2 separate regions of the Homo sapiens genome follow, and region 1 is linked to region 2. A link is a loop called in an ENCODE intact Hi-C map of the cell type or tissue named here. Cell type or tissue: sigmoid colon. All regions are shown on one strand. Each heading gives the region's core, and the rest is flanking DNA. Links, peaks and the distances in the headings are about the cores only.

The links. A loop is a pair of places that touch in the nucleus more often than their neighbours do. Peaks named below come from ENCODE experiments on the same cell type or tissue, not always from the same donor. Only the 100,000 strongest peaks of a DNase experiment are listed, where the experiment ranks them.
Region 1: a loop joins it to region 2, with 2.5 times the contacts of the local background. A loop is called at or near these places in 22 of 110 quality-filtered maps.

Annotation. Positions count from the first base shown.
Region 1 is chr15:74,047,040-74,063,378 of GRCh38, forward strand. PML (PML nuclear body scaffold) reads left to right here. Exons shown (of 9, transcript NM_033238.3): 9 at 1-788. Among named protein-coding and RNA genes, the nearest start is that of GOLGA6A, 27 kb to the right of the region's middle. RefSeq lists an enhancer at 1,239-1,448. In sigmoid colon, for the core only: a CTCF peak has its summit at 7,167 (motif pointing right); DNase peaks (open chromatin) are centred at 3,987, 4,592, 5,392 and 7,152; H3K4me3 peaks cover 353 bases; H3K27ac peaks cover 1,962 bases.
Region 2 is chr15:74,299,681-74,316,019 of GRCh38, forward strand. The region is part of intron 11 of CCDC33 (coiled-coil domain containing 33); the gene reads left to right. It overlaps CCDC33-AS1 (CCDC33 antisense RNA 1), which reads right to left. Exons shown (of 2, transcript XR_007064711.1): 2 at 11,834-12,278. Among named protein-coding and RNA genes, the nearest start is that of CCDC33-AS1, 12 kb to the right of the region's middle. RefSeq lists enhancers at 1,022-1,843, 16,113-16,212. In sigmoid colon, for the core only: a CTCF peak has its summit at 8,330 (motif pointing left); a DNase peak (open chromatin) is centred at 8,391; H3K27me3 peaks cover 5,099 bases.

The DNA of each region.
Region 1 (16,339 bases), core at 3,311-11,310, 250 kb before region 2:
GCCATGTGGCAGGAAAGAAGCACCGATTTCAAGAATTACTTCCTAGAGAAAGTCAGGAACTAGAGACCAGAGTCTGCAGGAACTTTGCCACTGCCCTTCACTGGCTAATCCTGTACTTCTCTCTGTGTTCCTTGAGTGACAGGTGGTAAAACCCTTAAAAAGGGAGGTGTGGGAGGCCCAGGACTTTGGTAACAGGTGATGAATGTGTTGTCTTGGCCATCACAGGTGGAGCTTCAGTTAGTACCCGAGGGATTCCCCTGGCACAAGCATTATAGGAATTAGTCCACCACTGGCGTGGGTGAGCAGCCAGGTAATGGGAATTGATCAGTGCCACCACCCTTGACCCCAACTACCATCCCAGATGCCCAGATTCCAGTCCTGGAGTTTTATTCTCTCAGCTTGATCCTTTGACCAAGAAGATCCAGTCCCAATATGTCACCTGTGCTTCATCTTTGGACTATATCTCAGGTGTTTACGTGTCAACTAATGGGAGCTTACTGGGTTAGAAGTCAGGACACTGAGTTTCAATCCTCACTTAGTAGTCTGTGGCCCTCTTTGGCACATTAACCTCCCTCCTTGATCCTCAGGCTGCACCTCTGGCAAATGGGAGAATGCGGCTCCTTTTGACTTCAAGGGATCTTTGTGGGAACCAATGAGAAAATGTGTGTGAAGATAGCTTTTTGGTATATTTTAAAAGTGCACAAATTTAAGATCTTACTGCTTTATAAAGTGCTTTATGAATTATAGGAAAATAAACACATTTTAGATCTTAGAAAAAAACAAAAAAACATGGGCTTGTCTTCAGGGTAGTAAAGAACAAGATCTGGGATGAACAAACAATTGTGGGGGTCCTGGGGTCTGAAGGAGCCAAGATCAAGGGGTCAACCATGGAGGGGCTGGACAGGAGGTGGCACTGTGCTCCCAGCACACCCAGATGGGACATTTCACTCACTGGGGCCCGGAGTAGACAACAAGCTTTCTATGTGGCAGCTCAGCGAAGCCCTGCTCCAGGGTCTCCTTCTGAGGCCTGAAGTCATTTAAAAATCTGCTTTGCCCCTAACCCCAACCTGGCTCTTAGCTCCAGCAGCTGTCACAGAGCCTGGTCAGGCTGTTTTCCCACCCTCTACTTCCCCTTGTCCTGGCCCATGTCCACCCTTCTCCCTGCCCATGTCCACCATTCTCCCTATCCCAGCCTCACTCTGACTCCTGGCCCCAACCCTGACCACTCTCCATGCCTCAGAGTCTCACCCTCAGCCTAGCCCTGCCAGCAGGCCCCATCTCCTCCTCTGACCTCAGCCTTGTCTCCGCCTCACACCCCAGGTGCCTCCAGCACCTAAGCCTAGAGTAAGGGGCTCCCTTCTCATCTTTCCTCACTCCTCACAATTAAGGAAACTCCATGGCTAGTGTGCATACCACCCGGGCTGGAATGCACCAAATGTCAAGTCAAAGGGGGTAGGACACAGGGAACCCTGCCTGGCGAGAAGGGGAGCTGAGCTAGGGCTGCTCCCGGACTCTGCCAGCAGAGGGCGCTGCAGCGCACCCCCCCTCCCCCCCCCCCCCCCCGCCACCCGGTGCCTGGCAACGGGCATGGGCCACGGTAGTGCTGGTGGTGCTGGTGGTTTAAGCTCAGGCAGCTCAGTCCTTTCTAAAGTGCTATGCGTGCTTCCTGTGGTATGGGAGATAACTGTAGATACGAGGCACGTGGAGAAACATTTTTTTAAAATGTTAAACCTTTTATATTTAGTTTAACATCTGTTAGAAACAATACAACCAGGCCATGCGCGGTGGCTCACACCTGTAATCCCAGCACTCACTTTGGGAGGCCGACGCGGGTGGTTCACTTGAGGTCAGGAGTTCGAGACCAGCCTGGCCAACATGGTGAAACCTGTCTCTACTAAAAATACAAAAATTTGCTGGGTGTGGTGGCCCGTGCCTGCAATCCCAGCTATTCGGGAAGCTCTGAAGCAGGAGAATTGCTTGAACCTGGGAAGAGGAGGTTGCAGTGAGCCGCGATTGTGCCACTGCACTCCAGCCTAGATGACAAGAGTGAAATTCCGTCTCAAAAAAAAAAAAAAAAAAAAAGGAAAAAGAAAAAAAGAAACAATACAACCAGCTCATCGAAAGTCTGATTTCTGGCCAGGTGTGATGGCTCACGCCTGTAATCCCAGCACTTTGGGAGGCCAAGGCAGGTGGATCATGAGGTCAGGAGATCAAGATCATCCTGGCTAACACAGTGAAACCCTCTCTCTACTAAAAATACAAAAAATTAACCGGGTGTGGTGGTGTGCACCTGTAGGCCCAGCTACTCGGGAGGCTGAGGCAGGAGAATTGTTTGAACCCGGGAGGCAGAGGCTGCAGTGAGCTGAGATTGTGCCACTGCACTCCAGCCTGGGCAACAGAGTGAGACACCATCTCAAAAAAAAAAAAAAATTGTGATTTCTGGGATCTAGTTGCTCAGAATGATGCTGAAGTGGAATTCTTTAAAGATCCACTTAGGACAAATAGTAAGTAACTCCACACTCGGAAGGGACACAGGTAGAGGAAAACTTATGACTGTGGAAGTGAATGGCCTGTTAATTTGGGGAAATACTGGGTTACCAGTGGACTTAGGGTGAGCTCCACAGCTAAGGATAGGGCCCAAGTTAGAACTGGGGTAAGGATGGGGTGGGCTTAGAATCGGGGTGAGGGTTAGAGCTAAAGTTCAGGGGAGGCCCCAGGTTAGGATTTGGGATTAGATCAGATGGAGGGGCACATTTGGTGCTTAAGGTTGAGAATAAACCTTAGGAATTAGGAATTGAGTTAGAATTGGGGTGAGTTAGGAATTTAGTTAGAAATGGAGTTAAAGTCACTCTTCAGGCCACAAGTCTTTGTGACTTTAGTAACTGAAAAGTCCATGGAACTGTGAACAGATGGGCAGGAGCTTCTCGACCCCCTAATAGGCACCCCAAGTTCAATCTGCCTTTTCCCCCAAATCCTCTTCTAGAAGCACCTGGCAGGGGCTCTGCCTGAGCTCACAACTCCAACAAGGTCAATGTACACCAATCGGATTGGAGGGACTGAGGAGTGGGCAATCCTGCCCAGGAGGGAGAGCATGGGACAACCAGGTAAGACAACTGGGTACCAGACACGATTTCACCATTTAGCACAAGTAACCTTTAATCTTCCCAACTGTCCTATGTGGTTACAGCCCATCTTCCTCCTACAGAGGAGCACAGCAGGGCAGCAAGGCTGAGTACCTCGTCAGGGTCATTAAACTTGTATGTGGCAGAGCTGGGATTTGCCTGCGGGGAGCCTGTGTCTAGACTGGCACCATCTGTGGCCTACATCATGGAGCGCATGGCCACGTGTTGGGGGACAGGCTGCCTGGTCTCTCCTTCTCTCCTTTCTGTGCTCTCCTGAGTTGTCAGTCTCAGGTGATGCAGAAGGCAGGTCTCTGGAAGCTACCCCCACCTTCTCATCCCTGTGCTTGAACTTTCATTTTAATTTTTTCATTTAGGGCAGTGTTTCTGGACCTTTTTATAATTATTATTATTGTCCTCTTAAGGAGCATTTTTAGCATCTTTTCCCAATTGTGCCTCCCTGTATGAAATTTTAATACCATAGATACACTGTACATTCCATAGGATTTTCTAGATACAAGATCGCATCATCTGCGAATAGAGATGGTTTTACTTCTTCCTTACATGGACATATGTATGGACTGTGAGCCTTTGGAGGGTCAGAAACCATGGTAATAGCCAAGATGGTCAACTGCCCTTCCTCCCCTGCCTTTTCATCCTCTGTGGGGTGATAATGCCTCTGTTGAGAATGCATGATTTAGGGTAAGGCCCCACCCCGTTACAATGTAGGTAAGAAGTGGTCACGGGAAGGAGTGGGTGGGATGCGGGCTGCACCTCTATGTGGGTGGAGACTAGGTGGGCCAGATGGAGGGAGATGGAAGGGAATGGAGATCCAGGTTTCTGAGAACACACTCGCCTGTAGTGGCCTTGGTCCTGGTCCCAGGCACAGGCACAGGCTGAGCCTGGGGCTAGGGGAGGAATGGGGCCAGTACCGTCACTTATTTTTGTCTCTGAATCCAGATGTCAGCTCCAGACCCGCTGGACCTGAATAAAGCAAATACCTGTGGAGACTCTGTTGAGAGAAGAGTCTAGAATTTCAACAGATTCTCCCCATACTAAAAGCAAACAAACAAAAACAAAATGAAACAACCAAACAAACAAAAACAAAAAACAGGAAGTTTGGACGTCTCTGTTCACCCTTACAAAATGCATTTGCTGTCAAGTGAGGGGAAAATTCCTTCATTCTTGGCTCAAGGAACTTCCTTAAACTAAGACCAGCTGCCTGGACTGTGCTAAATTCAGTTTATAAATATTATAAATATCCCAAACTTGATAGCCAAGCACATTACAAAAGCTAGCTAGCTAACCGCAGAAATTTTCCAAAATGCTAGCCAGTCAGACAAGTATGAGATATTGTGAAATCCTGTGTTGCTTGTCTGATTTCCTGAAATCATTCCTCTCAGACTGAGTGCAGAAGGCCTGGGGGTGGAATTCAGGAGCACTGACTATCTCCTACAGTTCTAGAGCCTTAAAGCCCTGGCCGACCCCAGGGTGGATTGATTGCACAGTAAGTCAGACCAACCAGCTGGGCGCAGTGGCTCATGCCTGTAATCCCAGCACTTTGGGAGGCCGAGGCAAGTGGACCTAGGGTCATGAAGAAGGTGGAGGCACTGAGGCCCTGAGTGATTTTATAAAGAACACCTTAGCAAATATCCAGCACTATGGGTTCACCTTCACTCAGGACCCACAAAGCCCCACGTTCTGACAGATTTTGTTTATCAGACAAATTGCACTTAGTCATGCTTCATTCATTTTTCTCGGAGACTTCCCAGGTTACATAGACCTGAGATAATCTCCCCATCTCGCCGTCACCCCCCACGAAGTCACTCCATGTTTCTGTTTGCAATACAGTCTTACATGGATCAATATTAGATTTTCATGGTGCTCTTTGCATTTTGCAACTATTGCTTAAGCTGGAGACCCAAAACGAGCACTAGCTTTAGAGTCAAAGACTCCTGGATTCCAGTTTCAGCTGAGAGACTGTGAGCACATCGCCAGCCCACTCTGATCCTGTATCCTATTTGTACAATCACCTATTTCCCATCAATTGCAAGGCTGGAAAGAAAAGTGCCCACTCTGGCCAGTACACGGTAGGAGCTTAGTAAGCTTAAGCTCTCTTGCTTCCCCACTACCCTAAAGTGTTAGGGGAAAGACAGATGTGGGGAATGTCACCTGGGAAGCTCCAGCTGTATGCTTCACAATCCTACTGAGAGGTGACAGCCTGCTGGCAGCCCTGGCTCGCTCTCGGGCCTCCCCTGCCTTGGCTCCCACTTTGGCGGCACTTGAGGAGCCCTTCAGCCCGCCACTGCATGGTGGGAGCCCCTTCCTGGGCTGGCCGAGGCCAGAGCCGGCTCCCTCAGCTTGCGGGGAGGTGTGGAGGGAGAGGCGCAGGCAGGAACCGGGGCTGCGCGCGGCGCTTGTGGGCCAGCGCGAGTTCCGGGTGGGCATGGTCCGCAGGCCCAGCACTGGGAGCGGCCAGCGGGCCCCGCCAGCCCCCCGCAAGTGAGGGGCTTAGCACCTGGGCCAGCAGCTGCTGTGCTCGACTTCTCGCCAGGCCTTAGCTGCCTCCCCGCGGGGCAGGGATCTGGACCTGCAGCCCTCCACGCCTGAGCCTCCCCCCACCGCCCCGCTATGGGCTCCTGTGCGGCCGGAGCCTCCAGGACGAGCGCCACCCCCTGCTCCATGGCACCCAGTCCCATCGACCACCCAAGGGCTGAGGAGTGCCTGCGCACGGCGCGGGACTGGCAGGCAGCTCCACCTGCGGCCCCCGTGCGGGATCCACTGGGTGAAGCCAGCTGGGCTCCTAAGTCTGGTGGGGACTTGGAGAATCTTTATGTCTAGCTAAGGGATTGTAAATACACCAATCAGCACCCTGTCTCTAGCTCAAGGTTTGTAAACACACCAATCAGCACGCTGTGTCTAGCTCAGGGTTTGTGAATGCACCAATGGGCACTCTGTATCTAGTTACTCTGGTGGGGGCTTGGAGAACCTTTATGTCTAGCTAAGGGATTGTGAATGCACCAATCGGCACTCTGTATCTAGCTCAAGGTTTGTAAATGCACCAATCAGCACTCTGTGTCTAGCTCAGGGTTTGTAAATACACCAATCCACACTCTGTATCTAGCTAATCTAGTGGGGACATAGAGAACTTTTGTGTCTAGCTCAGGGATTGTAAACACACCAATCAGCACCCTGTCAAAACGGACCAATCAGCTCTCTGTAAAATGGACCAATCAGCAGGATGTGGGTAGGGCCAGGTAAGAGAATAAAAGCAGGCTGCCCCCCCCGCCCCCCCCCGCCCCAGCCAGCAGTGGCAATGATGCTTAGATTCCCTTTGACGTTGTGGGGGTTTGTTTTTTTTGGTCTTTGAAATAAATCTTGTTACCGCTTGCTTTTTCAGTTCACGGTGACTTTATGAGCTGTAAGGCTCACGGCGAAGGTCTGCAGCTTCACTTCGGAAGCCAGCGAGACCACCAACCCCCCTGGAGAAAGGAACAAGTCCAGAAGCACCACCTTAAGAGTTGTAGCACTCACGGCAAATGTCTGCAGCTTCATTCCTGAGCCAGCAAGACCACGAACCCCCCAGAAAGAACAAACGCCCACCACCAGAAGGAACAAACTCTGGACACGCCGCGAGGCGTGTAACTGTAACACACACCGCGAGGGTCTGTGGCTTTATTCTTTAAGTCAGTGAGACCAAGAACCCACCATTTCTGGACACAATGCCAATGAAAATTCTGAATTAGGCTTCAGTTTACCATCTACAAAATGAGACAGGACAGGAGTGGGTAGGAAGAGGAGCTTGGCTTTGTTAGTTTAAAGTGGGCTGGTCTGATTGTGTAACGCGGGCTTTTGTTGGCTCCAGCCAACTCCCCAGGCAGGGCTTCACTTGCTCTGAATGTCTTTTGGCCAAGTCCATGGCTGTCGAGGGTTGGGGTGGGGTGGGGAGGCGGCGTGGAGGATAGTGGGGTGGGGGTGGAGGAGGGTGGGGGTAGAGGGGGGTGGGGGTGGTGGAGAAGCAGTTCCCCCATGTAACCTGCAGGTGGCACCAGAGCAGCGCAGGATCGTGGGTTCCGCTCCAGCCTTCCAGGAGACCCAGGCAGGGCGTGGTAGGGCGAGGCAGAGGTGGTGCAGAGCGCTCAGCTGCGCAGCAGCATGAGCGTGACTACAGATCAGGCCGCACCGTTTAAAATGGATACATGGGTCTTCTGGCTAACTTCCTGTCTTTGGTAGGGTGATCATATGCTTTATCATCCAAATCCAGACACTTAAGAGAGTGAAAGGGGCACTATAATAATTGCACGAGGACAGCAGACATAACTTTAGCTGTACCTTGCAAACCAGAACATATGGTCACCCTACCCTCCGGTCACTTTTTCTTCTTTGTTTCCATTCTTTTAATTTTTTTCCCTTTTAAACACACAGCATTATCTTTCCCTGAGCACCATTGTCTTTGCAAATGCTCTTGCAATCGGGATATTTTTGACCTGGCAACATGCATATTCAGTCTGAACAGTCTCTCTGAACCTACCCCAAAACCTGGTTTTAGCTTCCAGGCAGAAGACTCTGTTCCCTGGCTTGCAACCCCCATGACTCAAGAATGAAAGATGTCAGAAGATGTCACAGGTGGGACAGTGGCTCTTATCTCAATTTTGGTGCCTCTTTGCTAAATGTATTCCTGTAATTTTTTTTTTTTTTTGAGACGGAGTCTCGCTCTGTCGTGCAGGCTGGAGTGCAATGGTGCAATCTCGGCTCACTGCAAGCTCTGCCTCCTGGTTTTATGCCATTCTCCTGCCTCAGCCTCCCAAGTATCTGGTACTATAGGCACGCGCCACCATGCCTGGTTAATTTTTGTATTTTTAGTAGAGACGGGGCTTCACCACGTTGGCCAGGCTGGTCAGAAACTCCTGACCTCAGGTGATTTGCCCGCCTCAGCTTACTAAAGTGCTGGGATTACAGGCATGAGCCACTGTGCCCGGCCCTATTCCTGTAATTTTGTTCTGAGTGCTCATTTCCTTCGTCTCTTTTAATTTACGTATATTGGTTTATTGAATTGCAAGTAGACAAGTCCCATTAAGCAGGATTCTTGTATTTCCAAGATCATCTCATTACTCCATTCAACCCCAAATTAGCATGCCATTTATCCCCTTGTTTCTGAACCCTCTTCACTTAATAGTCTTGAAAACATCCATCCATTGCAAAAAGGACTCGAACTGTTTTCACGTCCATTTTTAGTTGATTCATTGATATCCAAGTAATGATTTGTCTAGGGGAGTCATTAGTAGAGAACTGTGCCGTTAAATTTAGTTTTATAGTTGGATTCTGCTAGTTAATATCTCTCTCTTGTCATTCTCACATTGCAACAAATGACTATGGTTCCTGTCTTAACCTAAAATCCAGGTTAGAAATTTGGTTTTATCTGAATAAGATATTAATAGATAATGTGAGAAAAATAATTTACTGAAACTTTTCTCAGCTAAGAATGACACTCGTCGTCATTAAGCAAGTGGAAAATTGGGCTATAAATATATAAACTCTTAAAATATTATGTTTAGAGACAAGGTATTCCTTTTTTTTTTTTTTTTTTTTTTTTTTTTTTAGTAAAGCATATTTGCTATGGTTGGAATGATTGTGTCTCCTTTAAAATTCATACTGGAACTTAATCCCCAATGTGATAGAATTAAGAGGTGGAGTCTAGGAGATGACTAAGCTGTAAGGGAGGAGCCCCCTCATGAATGGGGTTAGTGACCTTATGAAAGGGCTTGAGGGAACTACCTAGCTCTGTTTTCTTTTGTTTTTCTGTCCTTTCCACCATGTTAGGACACTGTTCAAGGTGCCATCTTGGAAGCAGGAGCAGCCCTTGCGAGACTACAAGCCTGCTGGCCCCTTGATCTTGGACTTCTCAGACACCAAAACTGTGAGAAACACATTTTTTTTCTTTACCCGTTACCCAGTCTCAGATATTTTGTTATAACACCACAAATGGACTAAGACAGTATCTTACATACAGTGAGGTGCATATACCTAAAGTTACAACTTTGTACTATCGTTTTTTGGTTTGTTTTTTGTTTTTGAGATGGAGTCTTGCTCTGTTGCCCAGACTGGAGTGCAGTGGCAAGATCTTGGCTCACTGCAACCTCTGCCTCCCGGGTTCAAGTGATTCTCCAGCCTCAGCCTCCTGAGTAGCTGGGATTATAGGCGCCTGCCACCACGCCTGGCTAATTTTTGTATGGTAGTAGAGATGGGGTTTCACCATGTTGACCAGGCTGGTCTTGAACTCCTGACCTCAAGTGATCCACCTGCCTAGGCCTCCCAAAGTGCTGGGATTACAGGTGTGAGTCACCACGCCCAGTCAACTCAATAGTATTTACATATGTGCACACTCATGTAACCAACACTCAGCTCAAGATACAGGATGTTCCCATCAGCACAGAGGGCTCCCTCTTGCCCCTTCTCAGTTGCTGTCCCCTCACAGTTAACCAGGATCCTGACCTCTGTCACCATGGATTAGTTTTGCCTGTTCTTGAACTTCATATAAATGGGATCATTCAGTATGTGCGCGTTTGTGGCTGGCTTCTTTCATTCAACAGAATCCTGTGAGATTTAGCCACGTTTTGGGTACTGGTAGCTGTTTATTTTTCTGGTTGTGTAGTTTTCCATATTTCATTTATTACCCTTCTATTTTTGTCTCTAACTCAGTGTCTTTTGGGGCCTATTGGTCCTTTTTAGCTAGATTGATACTAAGCGTCTTCTTATCAGTGGAGCTTAGGACATTTTAGAAGATGAAAGCCTAATAACCCCAAGCCCCCCAATCTTAAGCCAAGTTTCCTCCTCACGCCTGCTTCAGTTGCTCTTCTTCATGTGGTATTTTTTCCCTCACAAAACTGATGGAAATTAAGAAACCCAAAAGCTCTTCATCATGTTATCAGCTTAGGGACGCTTGTCATCTGAATAACAGGGTAGATATTTATCATCTGAAATGTTAAAATAACTAGAGCAAACACTTATATAGCACTGACTGCTGTTCACAGTGCTTTACATATATTATTTTCCTCAAAACAGCTCTGTGAAATAGACACTATTATTGTCATTCCCACATTTTAGATGGGGAAATGGAGGCACAGAGAGACCATGTAACCTTGCCAAGGTGGTAGGGCCAGGACTTGAACCTGTTTTCTGGTTTTAGAGCCTGCACCCTTCACCACCACACCATATTGTGTAGCATGATACTTCATGTGGTTAAAGTGTTTTCTTCTATTTACCTGGGAGCATTTTCTGAATAATTTGAATCTTATAAATTTGCTTCAAAGAATACAAGTAAATCAAAATGGAAGATCTGATACAGAATGTGTAGCATTCATGAATAAATTATAGGACTCTCTGGTTTTAAATAATAATCATTTGCTTCCCTTGTGACTTTTGTCAGGCAGGGCTGTAATGCGCTCACCTCATTTTCCTTCTCTTCAATGGGAGGAGATGGGCTCAGAGACAGGCACAATTTATCGTAAAATCTGATCACACTTTCCCTCACCATCTGGAAGCTGGAGGTAGGTTTGTGAAATCTTAATTGAGAAAGAGTTGAATGCTGCTTGTAGCATAGTGAGTTTAAAAAAGGTGGTTTTTCTCCCCAATTCTGTTGCACAGGGCCCTGTGAGTTTTGGCAATTAACATATGTGGCCAACAGTTTTCTCACAAAGATTATCAGGGTTCTAGAGGAAATTATCTTCCAGTTTTAATCTGCTGCTTAAGTGCTATATTTCTTTATAGATGAACTAATTAATTCTTGGTCACTTGTTTTTATTAGACATTTCTCTGCCTCTGTACGCTGTGCTTTGTCTCTTTATGCCCAGCCCCGGGTTTTATCTTCTAACTGCAAGAAAAAGGTCATTGAAATTTTCTCTCTCTCTCAAACTCCTGGGTTCAAGTGATCTTCCCCTGTCTGCCTCCTGAGTAGCTGGCATTACAGGTGTACACCACTGTACACACACACACACACACACACACACACACACAAACATGCATATACACACACAGACATCCAAATGTATACACACAGAGACATACACATATCCACACATACTCATTAGATATACATTTACACAAACACACACGTGCACACACACATATACACACCTTGTTTCCATCATCTTCTCAGGACTCGGGGCTCTCAGAGAGTGGAAAGAGTCTCATACCATGAGTCCAGGATCAACTGTGCAACCTTGCCCAAGCATCTTCCCTCTTGAGATCTTGTTTATAATAATAAACATCCTTACCCACCAATTAGGGTTATTTTGAAGATAGAAAGGATAACAGGGTGATGGCATGTTGTATAGTTTCAAATAAAAGTTAACATTGACCAAAAAAGAGGTCTGGCCTTTGTCCTAGACTCCTGGGACGTAACTGTCAACATGTAATACCTGATAGGAATATGTTTGCGTGGGGATCTTAACTCATGATGGCTGGTCTAATAATAATAGTTAGGGTGGGGACTAGCCAGGCCAGGAAAAGCAACTAAGTGATTTAGAGTCTGGGCTTTAGGTCATCCCTGGAAGGACAGGAGACTGGAAACTGAGAGCAGCCACATGGACAATCAAGCATGCCTCTGTGATGAAGTTCCAGTAAAAACCCTGAACACTGAGGCTTGAGGGAGCCTCACTGGCTGGGAATACTCCATGTGTATTGGCACATAGCAAAGCTGGGAAGGCAGTGCACTCTGACTGCATGGGGAAGGGATAATGGACACTCTGTGCATGGTACCCTCCTGGACTCAGCCCTATGCCTGGTGCCCTCCTGGACTCAGCCCTATGCCTTTCTTCCCCTGGCTGATTTTAATCTGTATCCTTTCCATGTAATCAAACCACAGCTATAAGTATAATAGATCTCTGTGAGTTGTAGCCAGTTCTTAGAGGTAACCAAGCAGAGTTGATCTACTGCCTGCTTGAAAAAGCTATTTAAAAATCCCTAAACCAAAGAAGACCAGATCCCTCATGAATCTGACCCAGGAGGTTTTGAAGCCAAAGCTGAGGGCATTTGAAGCCAAAGCCTGGCTAGACAGAGATAAGGCTCCTGGGAGGGAACAGGTGCAGTCCTGCTCAGGCTGCAGTGTCCCCGGGCTACAGCTGGACAAGGGCTCCCTCTGGGTCACAGCCTCTAGGGACAGAGTTTGGGGCAGGTCGACTGATGTGTAGGACTCTGGTGATGAACTCAACTGGGAAACTCTGTGGTAATGGGAAGAGAATGGTTTTGCTTTTCCAAATCATCTACCCGCTGCATGCTTGGATCCACATGGGAACTCAGTGTGGAAACTACATTTGAACAGCCTAAGCCTGAACTCTGGGCCATGTGTCCAGTTTCCTGGCCTCCAGCTTTGTTCACCCCTTATCCCCACCCATCACTGATGCCAGATCCATCCTCCCAAATGTCCTTTCATCATGTTACCCTCCTCACCACCTCATGGCATCTTCTACACAACAGGAAATGCCTCCCACCTCAGCCTGGCATTCAAGGTTCTTTTGATGTGGCCGCCACTCACCACCGCACCACATCTCCCTGTGGGCCCTGCCAACTTGGATCAATTTTTCCTATCCATGAGCTGAACTTTCCCACCTCCATACTGTTGCTTACACTGTGACCTTCCTGTGCGTGTTCTTTTCCTCCCTCTTCCCAAGTCCAAATGCTATAGACTGAATTGTGTCTCCCAAAAGTTCATACTTGGAGCCCTAACCCACTATATGATTGTATTTGGAAACAGGGCTCTTAGGAGGTAAAGTTAAGTGAGGGAGGAGGGGCAGAGCAAGATGGCTGAACAGTAGTCTCTACCAATCATTCCCCCTGTGAGGTGGCTGGCTTCAGGTGAGACCCAGCACATTCCCAGCTATGGTGGCTGTGGTGAGAGATTTCTTCTGCTTGAGAAAAGCAGAGGGAAAGGTAAAAGGGACTTTGTTTTGCAGCTTAGGTACCTGTCTGGCCACAATGGGGTAGAAAGCACCAAATGGGCTCTTGTGGTCACTGATTCTAGGCCTTGGCTCTTAGACAGCATTTCTGGACCTGCCCTGAGACAGAGGGGAGCCCACTGCCCTGAAGGGTGAGCCCCAGGCCTGGAAGTGGGCTTAAGAGCCCATGGGCCCTAAGAGAACATCGACAGTAGCCTGGCAGCACTCCCTGTGCACCTGTGGTGGTGGCCACAGGGTGAGGCTCCTCTGCCTGTGGAAAGGGAAAGGCAGAGTGGGAAGGACTTTGTCTCATGGTTTCAGTGTCAGCTCAGCCACCTTAGAATAAAGCACCAGGTAAATTTCTAAGGTTTTTGACCCCAGACAGCATCTCTGGACCCGCCAGGGCCTGAGGAAACTCGTTGCCCTGAAGAGAAAGACAAGCCTGGCTGGCTTTGCCACATGCTGACGGTAGAGCCCCAGGGCCTCGAGTGAACATAGACGATAGCCAGGTAGTGTTGACAGTGGGCCCTGAGTGAGACCCAGTGCTTTGCTGGCTTTAGGTCTGACCCAGTGCAGTCCCAGTGGTGGTGGCCATAGGGATGTTGTGTCAGCTCACCCCCAGCTCCAAGTGGCTCAGCAGAGAGAGAGGGAGGGAGGAAGACAGAGAGAGAGACAGAGACAGAGACTGTTTTTGGAGAGAAACTACAGGTAAAGAATAAGAGTCTCTATTGCCTGGTAGCCCAGAGAATTCTTCCAGATCTTATCCGAGACTACCAAGGCAGTTCCTCTATGAGTCTGCAAGAACCATAGCATAACTGGGCTTGGAGTGTATCTAATAAAGATACAGTTGAGATCACAACACCCACATCCTTTCAAATACCTGGAAAGCCTTCCCAAGGGTGGGTACAAACAAGCCCAGGCTGAGAAGATGGTGGCAGCTTGAAATCAGCCATGGAAGATTTGCACCATGGAAATGGCAAACACTACAGAACAGACTTCTGTTCCCTCCCCGACAGAGAGCCCCTTGTGTAACAACAGCACTCCACTGCCCCATCCCTGAGCAGAGCGCTGTGTGTTGCAGCAGAGTGGGGGCAGGTGTCTTCTCCCTTGGGCTACAGAATACACATTTTTTTTCCCTCAGCACATGGATCATTCTCAAGGATAGACCATATCTTAGGTCACACAACATGTCTTAAAACATTAGAAAAAAATGAAATAATATCAAATATCTTCTCTGATCACAATGGAATAAAACTAGAAGTTAGTAACAGGAGAAATGTTGGAAACTATACAACCACATGGAGATGAAATAATATGCTCTGGAATGACCAGTGGGTCAATGAAGAAATTAAGAAGGAAATTGAAACATTTCTTAAATGATAATGGAAACACAACATGCCAGAACCTATGGGATACGACAAAAGCAGTACTAAGAGGGAACTTTATGGCTATAAACACCTACTTTTAAAAAGTTGAAAAGCATCAAATAAACAACAATGCACCTTAAAGAAATAGAAAAGCAAGAACAAAGCAAACGCAAAATTACTAGAAGAAAAGAAATAATAAAGATCAGAGCAGAAATAAATGAAATTGAAATGAAGAAAAAGCATCAATGAAAAGAATAGTTGGGTTTTGGAAGAGATAAATAATGTTGACAAACTTTTAGCCTAAGTAAGACTAAGACAAAAAGAAGACACAAGTGAATAAAATCTAAGATGAAAAAGGAAAATTACAACTGATACCGCAAAAATTCACAGGCTCACTAGTGGCTGTTATAAGCAATGTATGCAAAGAAATAGGAAAACCTACTAAAAATGGATACATTTCTAGACACATCCAGCCTGCCAAGATTGAACCGTGATGAAATCCAAAACCTGAACAGACCAATAAGAAATCATGACATCAAAGCGGTAATAAAAAGTCTCCCTGCGAAGAAAAGCCTGGGACCTGGTGCTTCACTGCTGAATTCTACCAAACATTAAAAGAAGAACTCATACCAACCTTACCCAAACTATTCCAAAACTAGAGGCCTTACCCAACTATTCCAAACTCATTCTACAAGGCTAGTATTACCCTGATACCAAAACCAAAGATACATCCAAAACAGAGAACTACAGGCCAATATCACTGATGAATATTGATGCAAAAATCCTCCACAAAATATTAGCAAATTGAATTCATCAACACATTAAAGTTGGGGTGCAGTGTCCCAGCTTCACTCAACCCTTCCCCTTTTCCTGTGATCCCAGGTGGCTGTGATCCCAGGTGGCAGCGGTGGCGGCAATGTTGGGGTGTGGGCCTCCCAGGACAAGGGGAATGTGAGTGTGCCCTTCTCTTGCCTCCTGCCAGGCGTCTGTAACCTGGCACCAGCTCTGGCCAGGTCTTCAAGTAAGGGACCTGGAGATGTTCTTTTCCAATTTCTGGATTGGGAAATGGAGACAAATTCTGGGTACTAGAGTCAGAACTAAGATGAGGCTGAATCGGGAGAGTCTGGGGTCCTGAGAGGCCGAGACCTGAAACCCTCTAGATCGTGTGGGGAGCTGGGTGTGTGATCTGGCCAGTTGTTTCTCCCTGTGCCTCAATGTTCCAGGTACCCTTGGAGGGACTGAGATCCTGGGGATGCCTGGAGCCTGGCTGCATGGCCTGGCCGCCCTGATGCCCTCGTGCTCTCCATGGCAGGCCAGCAAGGCTGAGGAGAATGTCTCCGACAGCTTCATGCACTCCATGGACCCACAGCTGGAGCAGCAAATGGAGACCACTCAGAGCCTGGTGGACTCCTATGTGACCATTGTCAACAAGACCGTGTGGGACCTCATGGTTGGTCTCACGCCCAAGACCATCATGCACCTCATGATCAACAACGTGCATGCACCACCTCATGGGGGCAGGGGCTCCTGTAGCACTGGGGACACAGGTGGCCGTGTTGGCCTGGCAGAGATGACAACCAGCCCTATGGGACCAGGTGCAGGGAGAGGGGCACGGTCCAGACCAGAGCTGTCCCATAGAACTATAACGTGGGACTGGGCACAGTGGCCCATGCCTGTAATCCCAGCACTTTGGGAGGCCAAGGCGGAAGGATCGCTTGAGCCCAGGAGTTTGAGACCAGCCTGGGCAACATAGTGAGACCTGGTCTCTACAAAAAAATTTTAAAAATAGCTGGGCCTGGTGGTGGCACGTGCCTGTAATCCTAGCTACTCAACAGGCTAGCCTTGGAGGATCACTTTGAGCCAAGGAGGTTGAGGCTGCAGTGAGCAGTGATCTCACCCACTGTACTCCAGCCTGGTGACA
Region 2 (16,339 bases), core at 4,740-12,739:
CGGGTCCCCCAGAGACTCATAGAGTATCCAGGGCAGTGGGTATGCCCCTCTCCCTTACCCATCCCACTCTGTTCCAGGCACGCCATCCCTCCTTGTTCCTGACTCTTGACTACGTCCTTGTTTATCCTCTCACCTCTGGTTCGGTCTCCCAACTCATCATTTCTCTCTCTCACTCCCTCTCTCACTCACCTTCTCGCTCTCACTCTCTCGCTCTCCTCAGATTTACCAGGCTGGCTATTTCTACTTCTGACACTTTGCCCTAGTTGGGGCCTAGAGACCCAGCCCCCAGCCCCAGCTCCTACCCACTGGCCAGTGCCCAGAAGGATCATGGCAGGACCCAGACACACATGTTCACGTGGCCAGTAGATCCCAGTTACAGGCAGTAGAACGTGGGTGAGTAGCAACAGTGTACGGCTCCATGACAAGCACAGGTAGCCTAGCTGTGTAGCAATGGGTCACTCTTCCATAGCAACCAAACAAAATTACATAGCAATGGATGAACTCAAGCGACCATGAGGCACAGTGACAAGCAATCGAACGTGGCCGCGGAGCAGTGGAGTGTCGTTGCATAACAATAGACCCAGCCGTAGAAGCATGTCACACAGCCCTGCACCGCAGGAGGGTGCAATCACGGGAATGAGTACGGAGCACAGTGTGGAAGACGTGGGCAGACATACAGAGTAGTAGCACTGGGACACAACTGAGTAGCAATGGCACGGTCACAGTGTGTGTGGCTCCTGGACATGCGGCCAGGGAGCGGTGGCCGGCAGCAGGTCCCAGGGCTGGAGCAGCAGGCGCCAGCGACATGGCAGTGGTTGAGTTGTAGTCAAATGAAGAACCGCCTCCCTCACGCTGGGCCGTTGTCTCCGGCTGAGCCTCTTGGCCTCCCCTGATTTCAGGAGTGTGTTTGTCTATATCCAGTCTCATCATGCATTCCCCGGAGCCCAAAAAACAATTTTATCTCTGATTCCCTTCAGATCCGACTTCAGCTTAATAGGAAATTGAACATTTTCTGGAGAGAAAAGCGCTCTGGGAATAGATGAGAGTGGAGAAGAGGAGGTCTATGCCTCTCTGTGCAATGCTGCCTGCTGCCCCTGGCCCTGCCTGTCCCATCCCCATGGCTCACTAAGCCCACTGTGGCTCCCTGTCCCTGGATGTGCCCTTGATCTACCTCATTCCCAGACTGCAACCCAACCATTTCTTCTCACCTTGGAACACTTCGTTTTGATGCAGGCCTTTCAAGTTCCATTTGGTCAACATGGTACAAAACTCTGGTCCTGGGTGGGCCCATCAAGGTCAAGGTCCCATGGGTATGGTCTTGGGTCAAGTGTAGGGCCTCAGGCAGAGGTAGAGGAAGCCTTATCTCCCGTCTGAGTAGCTCAGGAAGCCATTGGGAAGAGGTGAGCCTTTAAGTGAGTGTGAAGAGTGAGGTGTTAAGGTTCATCCTGAACATGGCAACTCCCCAAATAGTCAACAGCCTGCAAGCATCTGCCCTCCACTCTCTGGGCACCCTGAGCCCATCTCACACGGAGCCAGGCCATGCCTCCTGACGCCAGGAGGGGAGCAGGTAAGGCGAGGGGGCTCTATGCCACCTCTAGATGGACCGACTTCCTCCACAAAGGGCTTCTGAAACACCTGCCATGTGCCTGGACTCCCCATTCCTCCAGCCTGTCAGAAAACCAGAACTCTCCACCCTGCCATGTGCCCAGCCCTGTGTCCAGCTGGGGCAGGGACATGGGGACAAAGAGGCCAAGGACCTCAGCTCTGAGAATTCCCCAGTGGACAGGAGCAAGCCATACCCGGGGAGACGATTAGTGGCACAGAGTAGGCACACAGTAAATATTTGGTGGGGGATGAACAGGCAAAGGAGGGGCATGGTTGGGACAATGTAGCTTTTTAACTGCCACACTTACCCAGCACTCCTGGACACACCTAGTGAGCCCTTAGTGAATGAGAGAGAGCTGGGGAGGTGGTGGATAGGGGGAGAGGCAGGCAAGGAAGTCTTCCTGGAGGAGGCAGACTATGCTTTGGATAAAGAAAGGCAGATGTGCTCATTTACTATGGAAGAATTGTGTATTCAGTGTTGTTTCCAGCACAGAAATTCAAGCACAGGGTTGCTTCCCTCCTCTTCCTGTCTCTCTCCCTGTCTCTCCTGCTCTCTCTCGCTCTCTCTCTTTTTCTCCCTCCCCCCTCTCTCTCTCCACCTCTCTCTCCTTCTCTCTCTCTCTGCCTCCTCTGTTTCCCTCCCTCCTTCTGCCTTGCTCAGAGGAGATTTGTGGCAGACCAGAGGGCCCTCATACCAGGAGATGAATAATTGACAAGGGTTGTTAAAAGATTCAGTGGAGTTTTTCCAACCTCCTTACACTGGAATAACTCATTTCTTTCATTCTGTTTTTGAAAGCCTTTCCCCCTCCCTCCACCTGTCTCCTCCACATCCCCGCCCCCTCTGAGCATACCGCTTTTGTTTCTCTTCCTTTCTTGAGTCTGCTGGACCCTAGAATGATTCGGCCTTAATCCCTCGGTTTCTCTAAATCCCCTTCCCCAGCTGTCCCCACCCCACTTGCCGTGCTCCGGAGGTGTAGGTTGACTTCAGCAGAGACAGCCCCAGATCATGAGTGCAGAGAGGAAGGAGGACCAGGGAAGCTGTGGCCTCTCCCAAGTCCCAGTGTGCCAGAGGTGGGCTCGGTCCTCAGAAAGGCAAGCCTCCCAGCACAGGGACCCCTTTCCTCGCAGGCAGGCGGAGGGGTGCTCTGGGGACGCTGGGTGACCATGTGCCTTGGTTTCTCCATCTTAGCATGCTGCTTACCCTACCCTACCTGCCTCTCAGGATCAGATGGGAGAGGTGAGGCCCCCCAGAAAGGGCGGCTGGCCGTGTAGCAGAGACACCCTGAGCCTAGTCCTTTCTGTCCGGCTGGCATGGCCCTGGGGTGACCACCCATCCCTGTCTGTCCAGGACTGACGGGTTTCCAGACTATGAGGTGTTCAGTGCTTAAACCAAGACAGTCCTAGGCAAACCTGGATGGGGGCCACCCTACATGGCACAGAAACCTCCCCTGTCCCAGGTCTGCCCCACTGGAGGTTGCCACACTCTCTACCCTGTCAGCCTCCCTCATCCACAGGGCATACTCCCCCTGCCCAGTCTGGCCCAGCTCCGTGCTGTCCATGCACTCATAGTGCTCCCACTGCTCCTGCAAGTGACCTTGACCTTCCTTCCCTTCTCTGGGCCCCAGTTCCTGCCTCTGACAGCACAGGCGGTTGGAGCAGATGTTCCTGAGTGCCCTGAGGCTCCTGCACTGTGGCTGCAGCCTTGGTCCTGCCCCCAGACCCACACCCAGGATGGGGTCTGCAGCCTGGTGAGGCCGACAGCAGAGCAGTCAGACCCGGCCTCCACTCCTCAGCACCACCTGGTGGCAGGTGATTAACTCTGAGCAGGAGTCTTTTGAGGCTGCCAGCAGCAGTCACCAGGGAAGGGACTTGGAGCACCCCTGCACACTACCCACTTTGGTGGCAACAAGCAGCAGGAACGTCAGCCTAGGGTGGTGACATTGCAAAGCCCCGGGAGCCTGGGATTGGCCCCCAGGAGCAGGAATAAGCAGCCCCCCCAGGGCCACTAGTTCAGGCACCAAGCCCAGCCTGGGAGCAGGGTCACCCAGGGTCTGGGAGTACGAGAGGGCCCAGGCCCCAGGTCCTTTGGAACCAAGAGAGGCTGAGGAACTACAAGAGAAACAGGGAGTGAGACAGAGACAGAGAGCAGAGCCAACCAGGGCCCACCCAACGGCCTCCAAACAGATGCCCTTGACTCAGTGTCCCCTTCAGGCCATCCCACACCAGCCACAAGACACGTTCCCAAAACACTGGCCACCCCAGCCTTCCTGCTGTGTCCCCTCAGTCTCCGTAGCCCCTGACTCTACTGCCCAGCGTGATTGCCCCATTTGCTGGGTTTGTGCTCTCTCCCAGTCACCTCTCCAAGCATCCCTGTTCTGTGCAGCACACACTCACGAGCTCCCGCCCAGGCCCAGCTCCCCGAAGGCAGGAAGGCTTCTCAGGGCCCCAGCCCTCCTCAGCTCCTCCCCTGCACTCCTGCAGGCCCCGAGCTGGGAGCACCGCCTGCTGACAGGGGCTGGAGGGGGTCCTACAATTAAATACTTAAGACAAGGCAACCGACCTAAGCCATGGCTGAGAACACTCGCCAGCTCTTTTCCCTTTCCTGTCCCTCCCCCAACTCTGACCTTTTTCTCTCCAATTCCTAAACACAATCACACACAGTGCTTACCAAGCATTTTAGCGAGGAAGGGAGGGAGGGAGAGGAGAAGGGTAGAAAGGAAGAAATAAGGATCACATCCCACATGTGTCTGTTACTTCCCTCTGCAGACCCCTCCTCTCACCTGCATAGCTCTTGCAGGTTTGTGTTCCATCTCCACCACTCCGAAGCTGTGTGACCTTGGATAAATCACTCCACCTCTCTGCTCCTGTCTCCTCATTGTTAAGTAGAGGGAACACTGTCACCCTGTCCACCTCTTGAGACTATGGGGAGGATTAACAAGAGAATGAGGGGCAATGTGTTGGAAACTGTAAAGGGCTGTCCACTTTGCAGGAGACTTAATAGTCACTGTGTTCCTGGGGCCCTGCGATCAAGGCGGAGAATAAAAAGGAAGCAAAAATCCCCCAGGCCTCTCCCTCTGACCCTTTCTCCGGCAGGGCTGTTCCCAGACCCCTGACCCACTTCTCCTCCCTCCTTCCCCCATCCCTCCGAGTCTCAGCGGGCCATTCTCCTCCTCCATCCATCACCTGAGACTAAAGAGATTAATAAACGAGACTCATAACTCAGCTGCTGGGATGCAGCAGATATTTACGGCTCCGTTTCAATTTGCAGAGAGATTAAGTGTTTGTCGATTTATTGTCTCTTGGTGTGTGCAAGCGGCTGAGCAAGGCCCCCTGCAGGCCAGTCCCCTCCCCCACTCCACACGCCCTGCACATGTGTGTGGGTGCCTCGCCTCCCACCCCCAGCCCCCAGCCCTGGAGCTGGCGGGGAGCCTGGTGCTGCTCTGCCAGGCAAAGCTATGAGCCAGTCCGGTGGGCCTGTCTTCCTGACCGACTTGGCCAGGTACCTAAGCTGATTTAGAGGGCCCACTCACACTCCTCCAGCCTTGTCCCTCCCCACCTGGCTAGGTAAATGTGCCCCAGATCCCAAGCTCCACGCTTCTAGAACACTCTGTCGGTACCCAAGACCCCCGAATGGGCCTGAACCTGCTTCTGCTTCTTCTTCTTCTTTTTTTTTTTTTAGACAGAGTCTTGCTCTGTCACCCAGGAGGGAGTAGTGCAATGGCGTGATCTCAACTCACTGCAACCTCCGCCTCCCAGGTTCAAGTGATTCTTCTGTTTCAGCCTCCCAAGTAGCTGGGATTACAGACACCTGCCACCATGCCCAGCTAACTTTTGTATTTTTAGTAGAGACAAGGTTTCACCATGTTGGTGAGGCTGGTCTCAAACTCCTGACCTCAAGTGATCCACCCGCCTCGCCCTCCCAAAGTGCTGGGATTACAGGCGTGAGCCACCACGCCTGGCCTAAACCTGCTTCTGAGGACTATGCAAGCTTAAATCTACACTTCTAAGGGTTGAATACTTTTGCAAGGGTGCACCCTGAGACCCAAGAAGCAACGGCTGTTTGCAGAGGGCACATGCTGGAAGCCTCCATTTCTGTTCTTGTACTGGGCACTACAGATATTAGGGGTGGGCCTGGAGAGGGGAGGCTTCCATAGAGAAAGCCCCCCAGCCTAACTGGGGAGAAGTCTGCAAAGGCCAAGGGAAGTGAGACAGCATGAAAAGGAGCATCACCCAGGGGCTAAGGGGGAAGTACTCAAACCCCAAGGATGAGCAGTGCTTCAGGAGCCAAGAAGGGGCCACATGAGCACAGGGAGCAAAAGTGTCTGGTGCCCCCAACCTCCTCAGACCCCCAGCTGTCTCTCCTTTCCCTGTTGACTTTGTATTCTGGCACAGGCACCTACTCATTCATTCATTTCTGGTACATGCACCTACTCATTCATTCATGCATTCATTCATTTGTTCGACCAGGGTTTTGAGCATCTACTCTGTGCCAAGTCTGGTTATCTCGCCCCACAGATTCCTCCACTCATTTGTGCAGCCCCAGCAGGTATGAGTTCCATTTCCACCTCCCAAGAGCTGTGTGGCCTTGAAAAAATCACTCAACCTCTCTGATCCTGTCTCTTCATTGTTAAGTAGAGGAAATACTCTCCCCGCCTCTTGAGGCTTTTCAGAGGACTAACAGGAGAGTGGATGGCAATGCACTGGAAACTGTAAAGGGCCGTCCACTTTGGCACTTTGCAGGAGGCTTATTAATAGTCGTTGTGTTCATGGGATCCCTCGAGACTGAGGGGGATGACGGAAGGCAGCACAACTCACCCAGGCCTCTCCCTCTGACCCCCTCTCCAGAAGTTCACCTCCAAGATATGTGACAGTCACATAAAGATAATTCCGTACAAGGGTCCCTGTGCTCAAGAAGTCCCAATTGAGCAGGGAGACACATCAAGAATGGCTGGAGGAGGATGTGGTCAGGACTGGGGCTCAGGGTCCTCAGGAGATTGTGGGAGCACAGAGGGGGTCTACCTAATCCTAACCCCCATCAACTCCCACCCCAGGCAGTGCACACTTTCTACAGAATGCCAGGGTAGTCTGCAGATGTCACTGTGATAAGCAAGAGAGAAAAGCCAACCAAGCATCAGTGGCGGTTAGCATGAAACCATAACAGATCTTTGATTTGTTGGTGGAAGGGAAATGAAATTCCTCTTGTTCCTGCAAGAGGAATCTGTTGATCTGTTGAGTGGGAATTACTAGTTAGTGTGTGTGTGCCTGTCTCTCTCCAGGCCTGGCCTGGGGTCTCACCAAAAGGCACTGTGGGGCCCCAGGGCTAGTCCCTTCCCTGTCTGGACCTCAGTTTCTCTATCTGTATTAATGGAGCGAATGCCTCCCTCCAGTGAGGGATGAGAAAGTCTTAGCGGTGTGGAGGAAAGAATGGATGGGATAGGTGGACTAGAGGACTGGTCAAGTCAGGGCCTGCCCTAAGTACCCAGAAGATCAGGCTCAGAGGAGATGAGAACGAGGTCACTCCGGGCAGAGGCCACCCAGAGAGAGAGAAAATTTACTGCCGAGAGAGGGTTGGGCAGGAGGAGCATCAGGAGACATGGAGTCAGTTCTGACTTGAGGAGTCAGCCTGACTGACCCCTCCCCTCCTGGGCCTCCGTCTCCCCTCCTGTGGAGTGAGGAGCCTGGTCTTGACAATTTCCTCTTTCATCCCAGCAAACAAGGCAGGCAGAGGTGGGACAGCCTCCTGGCGCTGCTCCTTAGTGAGATGGCCGGTGCTGCCAGGTCTTGCTGTCCATCCTTAATTAAATGGTGGGTGGGCGAGGCAGGAGTGGAGCACTCTCGGTAACTAAAGCCAAGATGATGAGGCCATAAATTGCTGAGGGCTTGAATCATCGATTGGTGAGGGTGAGGTGGACTATAGAACCAGGAGCGACTGGGAGAAAGAGTTGCTAACCTGGGAAATGGGGCTTGTCCCTTCTGTGCTCTGCAAGCACCAGCCCAACCTTAGTACTCATTTTAATAACACTAAGTGTTCCCATCAAGATTCACTGAGCTCGTACTCTGTACCCAGAACTTCGGTCACAATCTCATGTAATCCTCACTCCAGACTGAAAAGGAACATACAATTATCATCCCCACTTTGTGGGAGAGGAACCTGCTGATAGCACAATAACCCTCCCAGGGCCACCAGACAAGACCGAGGGGGAGTCTTGGTCCAACACAGGTTGGGGGTCTCCAGCCTAGCACTTGAGCCTTGGCCGAGCCTGGTGACTTGGAAGTCAGGAGCCTGGTGAGCTTAACTCACCATCTTCCCAGCCTATCTGGGAGGAAGAGCTGCCTCAGTTTCCTAGTAAACACCAAGACAAGCTCTGTGGCCTCAGGCCACCCCCTGCCGAGTTCCACCTGGAACATTTGAGAGTATAAGCAAGGCCTACATACCATATGTCCAAACCCCAGTAATCAAAATATAAATCAAGCAGAAGCTAGCAAACTCCTAAATATGTTCCATTCCTCTACCTCAATAAATACACCTTATGAACAACCTCAAAGAATTCTCAGCTTCCACACTGGCCCCTGGCAGTATGGCGAGAGCCACTCCCAGGCCCCCACCCCTCAACCCCACCCATCCCCTTTTCTTCTCACACAGCTCAATTTCAGTCCCACACCTATGAGACTCTGTGGGCTCTCTCGAGTGCATAAGGGTATACTGCCACCTTCAGGAGGACAGGCCCTGGAAGCAGGGGAGTGCCAGGATCCCAGTTACCCAGGGTGAGGTCTAAAGCGGGCACGGGCTCTAGGTGGGCACGTCCCCCTTGGGACCACTGACTCCTCACCCCATGGGAAGGGTTGTACCCCGAAGAGGGCCAAAGCAGGACCTTTCAACCCACGGGGCCCAGGGCTGGAGCCCCTCTTGTCCAGGGCTAAAGGCAGAACTGTCCCTCCCCCAACCCTCACCACTAGCTTGGTGACTCTATCAGGGTGCACTCCTGAGTTCAGATTAAATGTTTTTCAGTACAATCCAATTTCTTCCTGACACACGGACTAGAAAAGCCCAGTCCATGTGTGCAGACAGACAGACACACACACACACACACACACACACACATTTGGTGCTAAATATCCAATCAAGTCCGCAGATAATAGAGACCAGCCAGTTCACTCCCAGTTTAATCAGATAAAATGCTCATTCATCGGCTCCTGCCAGAGCTGCCGTCCCCTCCTTAGGGCGGAGTCGAGGGGGCGGGGAGGGCCTGTGGGGGAAGGGGCTGAGACCCGAGTGGCTTGAGCATGTGGGCTGCGCCTTTAAATCTTCAAGGAGGGGGGACAGCGTTGCCCACGGGGGACTAATTATCCTTCAGCCTTTAGCCAGCTCTTACTCAAACAGACAAAAGGGGGCTCAGCATCTCTGGTGGCACTAAGCCTCTGCAGCAGAATTTTTTTCACTCTCAGATATGCAAATCCACCTCCACAGGGTGGACCCTGGGGTTGGGCTGCAGAGGGGCTCGGGGATTTGGAAGGGCCAGGAAGAGCAATGACAGCTGGACCCTCTCAGAGGACTAGTTTGGGACTGGAGGCATCTCACTCTTCCTCCTCAGGCTGGGTAGGGAGCCATTCAGTAGGGAGCTGCCACGCTGGTAGGGAGGGTCCTGTGGAGGCCAAGATGAAGACCTCACCCTCCTGCCTTCTCCTGTATGTGGGTGGGGGGGCTCCTGTGGAGGGCCAGTGGGCTCACTCAGAGAGCTGGCTCAGGATCTGGGAGCTGACCGTCCAGATGGGGCCCTCCTGCCTACCTCAGCCTTCCTCCTCCTAAGACACAGCCACCAGGTGACCTGTCCCAAGCCCAAATCTAGACATGCTACCCCCCGCCCTGAACCCATGCATTGTTCCCTTGCCTGCAACAGGAGCCCCTCAGCCTGATGGGCCCTGGGGCTTCTGAAGCCCCTGCCTCAAGCCTTTACCTGAACCCAGAATATTCTACCCATGCTCAATGGCAGTGGTGCCTCCTCCCAGCTCCAGGCCTGTGTTCCCGGCTCACTCCACCTTGTACCCCTCGCCCACCTCCACACCAGGTGCCTGGCGTGCAGTGGGTGCTCAGTAAGTGTGTGCTCACTGAATGCACAGAATGCCCTTCCTGAGCAGCTTGGTGGACCAGGGGTGGTCTGGATCACAGAGGTGTTTACCTCCTACTCGGCTCCCAGCCAGCACCTACAGGAACCTCAGTCTCTTTAGCTGGGAAAGGGGGACAGTGCTAGCCCTTATCCCCAGGCTGGCTGTGAAAACCTCACAGTGCCTGGAGCGGCTTCTGTGAGCCATGAAGAGCTTCTGGCGCCTTTTTTTCCTACAGTGGGGAGTGAAGAGTACAGTGTAGGAGAGTGCAGAGGGTCTGGGAACAAGCTTCCATCTCTCTCGGTCCCTCCAAGACCCACATCTTACACCACTATTGGCCACTCCTTCAGGGAATCTATTTATCCACTACAAATGGATCTGTGCCCCACCCGTTCCAGACCCCCCAAGTCCTCCACCAGCCATCTCAACAGAACAGCCTGGACTTTAAGTATGAGGGGAACTTAAAAACTCTGGGAGAAGCTAGCGCAGTGGCTCACACCTGTAATCCCAGCACTTTGGGAGGCTGAGGCAGGAGGATCACTTGAGACCAGGAGCTTGAGACCAGCCTAGGTAACATAGCGAGATGCCGTCTCCACAAAATTTTTTTAAAAAATTAACCAAGCATGGTGACACGTGCCTGTAATACTAGCTACTTGGGAGACTGAGGTGGGAGAATTGCTTGAGCCTAAGAGGTTGAGGCTGCGGGCAGTGAGCCATGTGCCCGCCACTGCACTCCAGCCCGGATGACAGAGTGAGAACCTGACTCAAACAAAATAAAAACAAAAACAACTCTGGGAAGATGGTTAGGAGGCAGGACTGGAGATGTGCTTGGTGCAGAAGGTCTGGCTAATCAGAATTTGAATTCTGAGGCCGGGCACAATGGCTCATGCCTGTAATCCCAGCACTTTGGAAGGCCGAGGCGGGCAGATCACGAGGTCAAGAGATTGAGACCATCCTGAACAACATGGTGAAACCCCGTTTCTACTAAAAATACAAAAATCAGCTGAGCGTGATGGTGCATGCCTGTAATCCCAGCTACTTGAGAGGCTGAAGCAGGAAAATAGCTTGAACCCAGGAGACAGAGGTTGCAGTGAGCCGAGATCAAGCCACTGCACTCTAGCCTGGGCGACAGAGGAGACTCCATCTCAAAAAAAAAAAAAAAAAAGAAATTTGAATTTTGAGACCGACTCTGAGGGGCCTGAGGTGGTCAGGGGGCATCCTGAGAGAGCCAGCAGGGAGGGTACCCGCCAGCAGCGAGAGTGCTGCCCCCAGGAAGCCCCCTCCCTTCATTGCCACCTGCATCTGTGAGGTCTGGGCCCTGGATTTCCATTACCTGAGCAGTGGGCAAGGCTGAGCAGGCTGTAGAGAAGGTTCCCATGGGGGACTCTCAGGGATGGGGAGAGTGAGGTGTGAGAGGAACTGAGGCCAAAAGAGGCTGGGTGACAGGCAGGGGAGGTGGGGGGCTCTGAAAGGACCAACTGCCTTGAGGCTCAAGCCTCAAGAGGCAAAGCTGAACACAGGGATTACTGGGGTTTTGATGGCTGAAGCACTTTGTGAAGCTCTGGGGTGGCCTGGAGCCTGGCAGCAGTGAGGTGGTTTTCCGCAACACAGGGCTGGGGAGGAGGCTTGTGGCCTAGGCTGGAGGCAGGACCGTGATCTGCCTGGACAGGGCGCACGGGGCCTGTAGCACAGGCCTGGAGGCAGGACGGGTGGTCTCACCCCACCTCTGCTCTCCTGTGACACTGAGCTCCCATCACCCTGGTCCCTTCCCCTACCCATGGTCCCTCCCAAGGCTAAAGATGGTCTAGGCCTCCTTGGATCCCCCAAGAGCCCCAAATGTCCAGACAGGGCTCCTTCCCCCAGGGAGAGATGTGGCAGGTGCCCCCAGCATCTCTCCCCTCCACACCCCCTACCCCAGTGTGTTCTCTCCTGGCCTGGGTGAGGACAACAAATGGGACACAGTGGGCACATGCTTCGCAAAAATAATGAGAGGGAAGAATGTGAAAATGAGAGCCTAGGATTCAGGCCTGGAGAGCACAGTCATCTAAACAGACGAGGCTCTAATAGCAGGATCTCAACCCCTCCAGCTGAAAACGACCAGGAACACACATGCAGTTTAACAAAGTTGGAGTTATTCTGGGTTTATTGACTCGTTGTAGTAAGGGGGATGCAACCATGGGAGTTGCGGGGCATCCCAGAAAGAGTGTGTGGGAAAGGACTTCACAGATTCAAGCTGGTGTTAGGGGATTTGGGAAAGGGTTTGAGGAAACAGGCTTTGCTCTGGGTTAGATGACAGCGGGAGGCTGGCTTAGAATCAGCATTCTAAGAGTCGGTATCATAGGAGTTCTCATCGAGAAGGCAGGAATGATGGTCACTAATAAAGAAGCAGCAGTCACTCATATTAGCCAGGAAAGGGAGTTTGGTCATTTTTGTGGTTTGGACAATGACTATGTTTTATCTGTGTTCACACACTTTACAGAGTGGTCAGAGAGTGGTGTTGTGAATGACACCAGGGTCCAGCTGTGGCCGCCAGCTCCTGGCCACCAGGGGCCGCTTTTCTTTCTTGGTAGCTTCAGACAGTGACCGAGAAGAGATGAAAGGGACAGATGTTACTCACACAGCACATGCCAGGCACTGTGCTCAACACTAGACAGACCTTGCTCACGTAATCTTCACCACAGCCCTCTCCTCATTGTACAGATGAGGAAACTGAGGTTCAGAGAGGGAAGGTGCCCATCAGAGTCCAGAAGGACTGGCAAAACTAGAATGTAAACCCAGCTTATGTTCCCCTTGTTCCAAAGTCCCTTTCACCCCCTTGCCCTTGCCTAGAGGCTGAGCCTCTGCTCGTTCCTCGGAGCCACGTGGTCCTGAATAGTGTCCCTTGGACACCCCCGCTAGGCACATCTTCCTGAAGGGGTTCAGCCTGTCCATGGCAGGCCAGCCGCAGTGTCAGCAGCCGCCCCAGCCCAGGAGGGTCCCCCGTGCCTAGAGGTGTGAAGGGTAATGAGGCCCCGTAATTAAGGTTTCTGAAGACATGGCTGGGAGATTTATAGACAGGCTTTGTCAATAATTGTGCTACCGGCTGCAGATCCAGCGAGACATCGGTAAGTGCTCGTTACAGCTTCTCCCTGCTCCCTGCCCTGCCCCCGCACCACCCCTCCTGAGCCATCAGCCTGCCTGTTCACAGCGCCTATGTACACAGGCTTCGCTCAATTAATTTGCACTTGTTGGCGCCATCTGTTCTTTTCATGTGTCCTTATCAGGAGTGTGTGCGTCCTGCCTCCTGCTCAGATGTGACAGTGCAACCCTCCTCATACATATAGGGGCTTCCTGGGCAGGCTCACATCTCCCCTCTCAGACTGGGCTCCTCAGGGTGGGACACTGTCTCCCCCCTCAGTCTAGGACCCCTGAAGGCAAGGCCAAGTCTTCATCTTCCTTCACCTCCCCCTCAACACCCACAGCCTCTCTCTGCTGAGCCAAGCTTGGCCTGGACCCTAGCAAAACCTTCTGAGTCTGACCCCACCAGGCAGGGCCTCAGCCCTCCAGAGGAAGCCCCCAGACCCCAAACCAAACAATGCCCTGGAAGGCTGGCTGCCTCTGGGTGCTGGGAGGTAGGGTGTTTGTTCTGATCCCCACTCTGGCTCCCATAGCCTGAGCTTTGGCAGGTTCTTGTTACGAGAACAGTGACATCTTTGAGTCACAGGGGTGGGAAGGGGCTAAGAAGCCACTTGGAAGTCTCTGTTTCCCTTGAGCAGCATTGGTTAAGGGTGGTACAGGGGCCAAGGCTTGGACAGCTCCTAGAGTGGGGTGGGTCATGGCCTGGTGGCTCCAGGATGCCAGGGCAGGTGGCCCACCCAGATAACTGAGAAAAGGCAGCACCTCAAGGATGCTTTCCCTTGGCTCTCTCCCCATCCCGAGGTTTTGGGCAGCCAACATCCCAGCCTACTCTTCTCTGGGTCATTCTGTCTTCCAGAAGGCCTCTCAGTCCCTTCCAACCCCAGCACAGATTTCTTTCTTTCTTTCTTTCTTTTTTTTTTTTTTTTTTTTTGAGACAGAGTCTCACTCTGTCATCCAGGCTGGAGTACAGTGGCGCGATCTCAGCTCACTGCAACCTCCGCCTCCCCGGGTTCAAGCGATTCTCCTGCCTCAGCCTCCCAAGTGTCTGGGATTACTGGTGCTGGCCGCGATGCTCCGCTAATTTTTATGTTTTTGGTAGAGACGGGGTTTCGCCATATTGGCCAGGATGGTCTCGAACACCTGACCTCAGGTGATTAGCCCAGCACAGATTTCTAACCCCGGAGGGCTATGAATGCTGAGCTGGCCCTGCCACAGAAGTGCTAGGCAACTTCTTACCCTGTCTGGGCTCTGGGTCCTGCATAGCACATTGGATTTGTTTAGAATGCAACCAGACCTTATTCTGGGAGGGTCACAAGCATGCTTGGTGCCAGCATCCAGGCCCAGCCCAGTCCACTTTGCCTGCCTATAACAGGCTTGACAGCTGGGCCTTGGACTTACATCCAAGGTCCCATGACTGAACCCTGCAGCCGCTCCAGTCTCATCTCCTACCAGCCCCTCCTTGCCGCGTGTCCTGTCTGCACTCCCACGGTGTTCCAGGCTGCTGCTCACCTCCACACCTGTGCTCCTGCTGTTCCCTGTGCTAGGACTGTGTCTCCTCCTTATGCCTGTATCACCTGACAAACTCCTACTCATCCTTCAAAACCCATCTCCCGCTCTGACATACCCTCCAATACACCCTTGCCTGCACCCCAGGGTGAGGAGGGGGCTGGCTGGGGGGCTCCCCCGCTACTGCATTTGCCATACTGATTTACTATGCCACACTGCCTGCTCTCACATCGACTAGAATACAAGCTACTTGGGGACAGAGACCCCAAGCCTTGGCCACATCTGTGTCTCCAGTGCCCACCACAGGGCCTGGCCAAGTGGGCCTGCCAAAGAGTATATCCTGAACTGGGAGGACCTCAGTCCTTGGCCTGGGTGGGGGAAAGGCAGTGCTCACCCCTCCCCTAGAGATGGAAGGAGACACACTCTTGCCACCCTGGCTGCCCACTTATAGGGTCATGGCGACCTCAAGGCAGACAGTGGATTCAGTTAGGGCAAAATGCAAACACACATTTCAGGGGTGGGGGGCACAGAGCAGGGGGCTTTAACCAAGCTCTCTGCCCACCCTCCCCCTGCCAGCCCCCTAGTCTGGACCCATCCCAGGGCCCCTCTGTGAACATCACTGGCATCATGACGAGCCCTTTCCTGCAGACAGCTCCAAGCTGTGGTGGAGCACCTGGGGTGGGGATTTGGGGGTTAGGAGGGGTACAGTTCCATTTGTATTTCAGGCCCAGCAGCATTCCTGCCAGGAGAGAGTTTTAGAAATGGAAATGGAGGGCTGTGTTCCCTCAGCACATGTCCCGCCTCCGGGAGCTGGCATCTCTGCTCTCACATGGCCCATGTGCAGGGGCACAGAACCCCAGGTGCCAACGAGCCCCCTCCTAGGCTGCAGCAGAAGCCCACAGCCAGGCAGGGCCCAGAGAAGTCTGACAGCCTGCCAAAAGCAACAGCAAAAACCACCTCAGCCCAGGAGCCTCCCATCCCCCACCCCCGTGTGTCTGATGCGGTGGTTTTATTGCGGGCAGTGAGGGCATTCATGACAGCCTCAGAATGTATGAGCCAGACCTGGAGCCAGCAGGGGTAAGGGGAGCAGAGCAACTGTGCGACTCCAGGAGATGGGATGTGGGCTCAGTGGAGGCCGTTGCAGGGGACCAGGGAGGCATCTGGACCTTCTGGCTAGGCCAGCTTCAAGCTCGAGTTGCGGGGAGGCCTCTCCTACCAGCAGCTAAGCATGGCTATCAACATCCTGCGTGCCCCACCCTGAGTTCAGCTGAGCCTCTGGCCCTGCAATAGGGAGATCCCAGCCCTGATGAGTGATGAAGCATGAGCCCTGCCCTTGCGGACTCCAAGGCCAAGGCCAGTTGAGGACAGGAGAGCCAGCCCCAGGGTCCGGAGTGGTGGTGAAGACTCTGGAACCAGCTCACCCACTCCAAGAACTTCCCTAGCCTCCTCATACCTCACTCTCCTCCTCTGTGGAATGGACATGGAGAAGGCTACTTCATCAGGTGACTGGTGGTGAAGTTAGGCCGATCTATTTAAGGTAGTTAGAACAGTGCCCAGCCTATGGTGAGCTCTTGTTACCTGCCTGGTGCAGGCTCTAGAAATTCAGAAAGGAAGCCAAGAAGAGTAGGAAAGTCTTTTGTTAGGAGGTGGGCTTTGCAGAATGGATCTGCAGAGATGGGGGAAGGCGACTCTGTCCTGTAGGTGGGGGAACTGCGTGAGCAAAGGCACAGAGGCCGGATGCACTGAACCTGTTTGTTCCCCCAGAGGTTCTGAGGCCACAGGAAGTGGCTGGCGTGGGAGTGGCTGGTCCAAGGGGAGCTGCACTATTAAGTGTGGAGGGGGAGGGGGACAGGAGCAGGACCACAGGGACCTTGACCGCCAAGCTGGGGGAAGGAAGTGTGAATAAAGCCCCAATGCCACCAGGCATCTCTGTACTGCCCTCCTCTCCCTCCCCACTCCAGCCAGGCACCTGCCCTGTTTCCTGGGACCCCCTGAAGGAGGACATCCC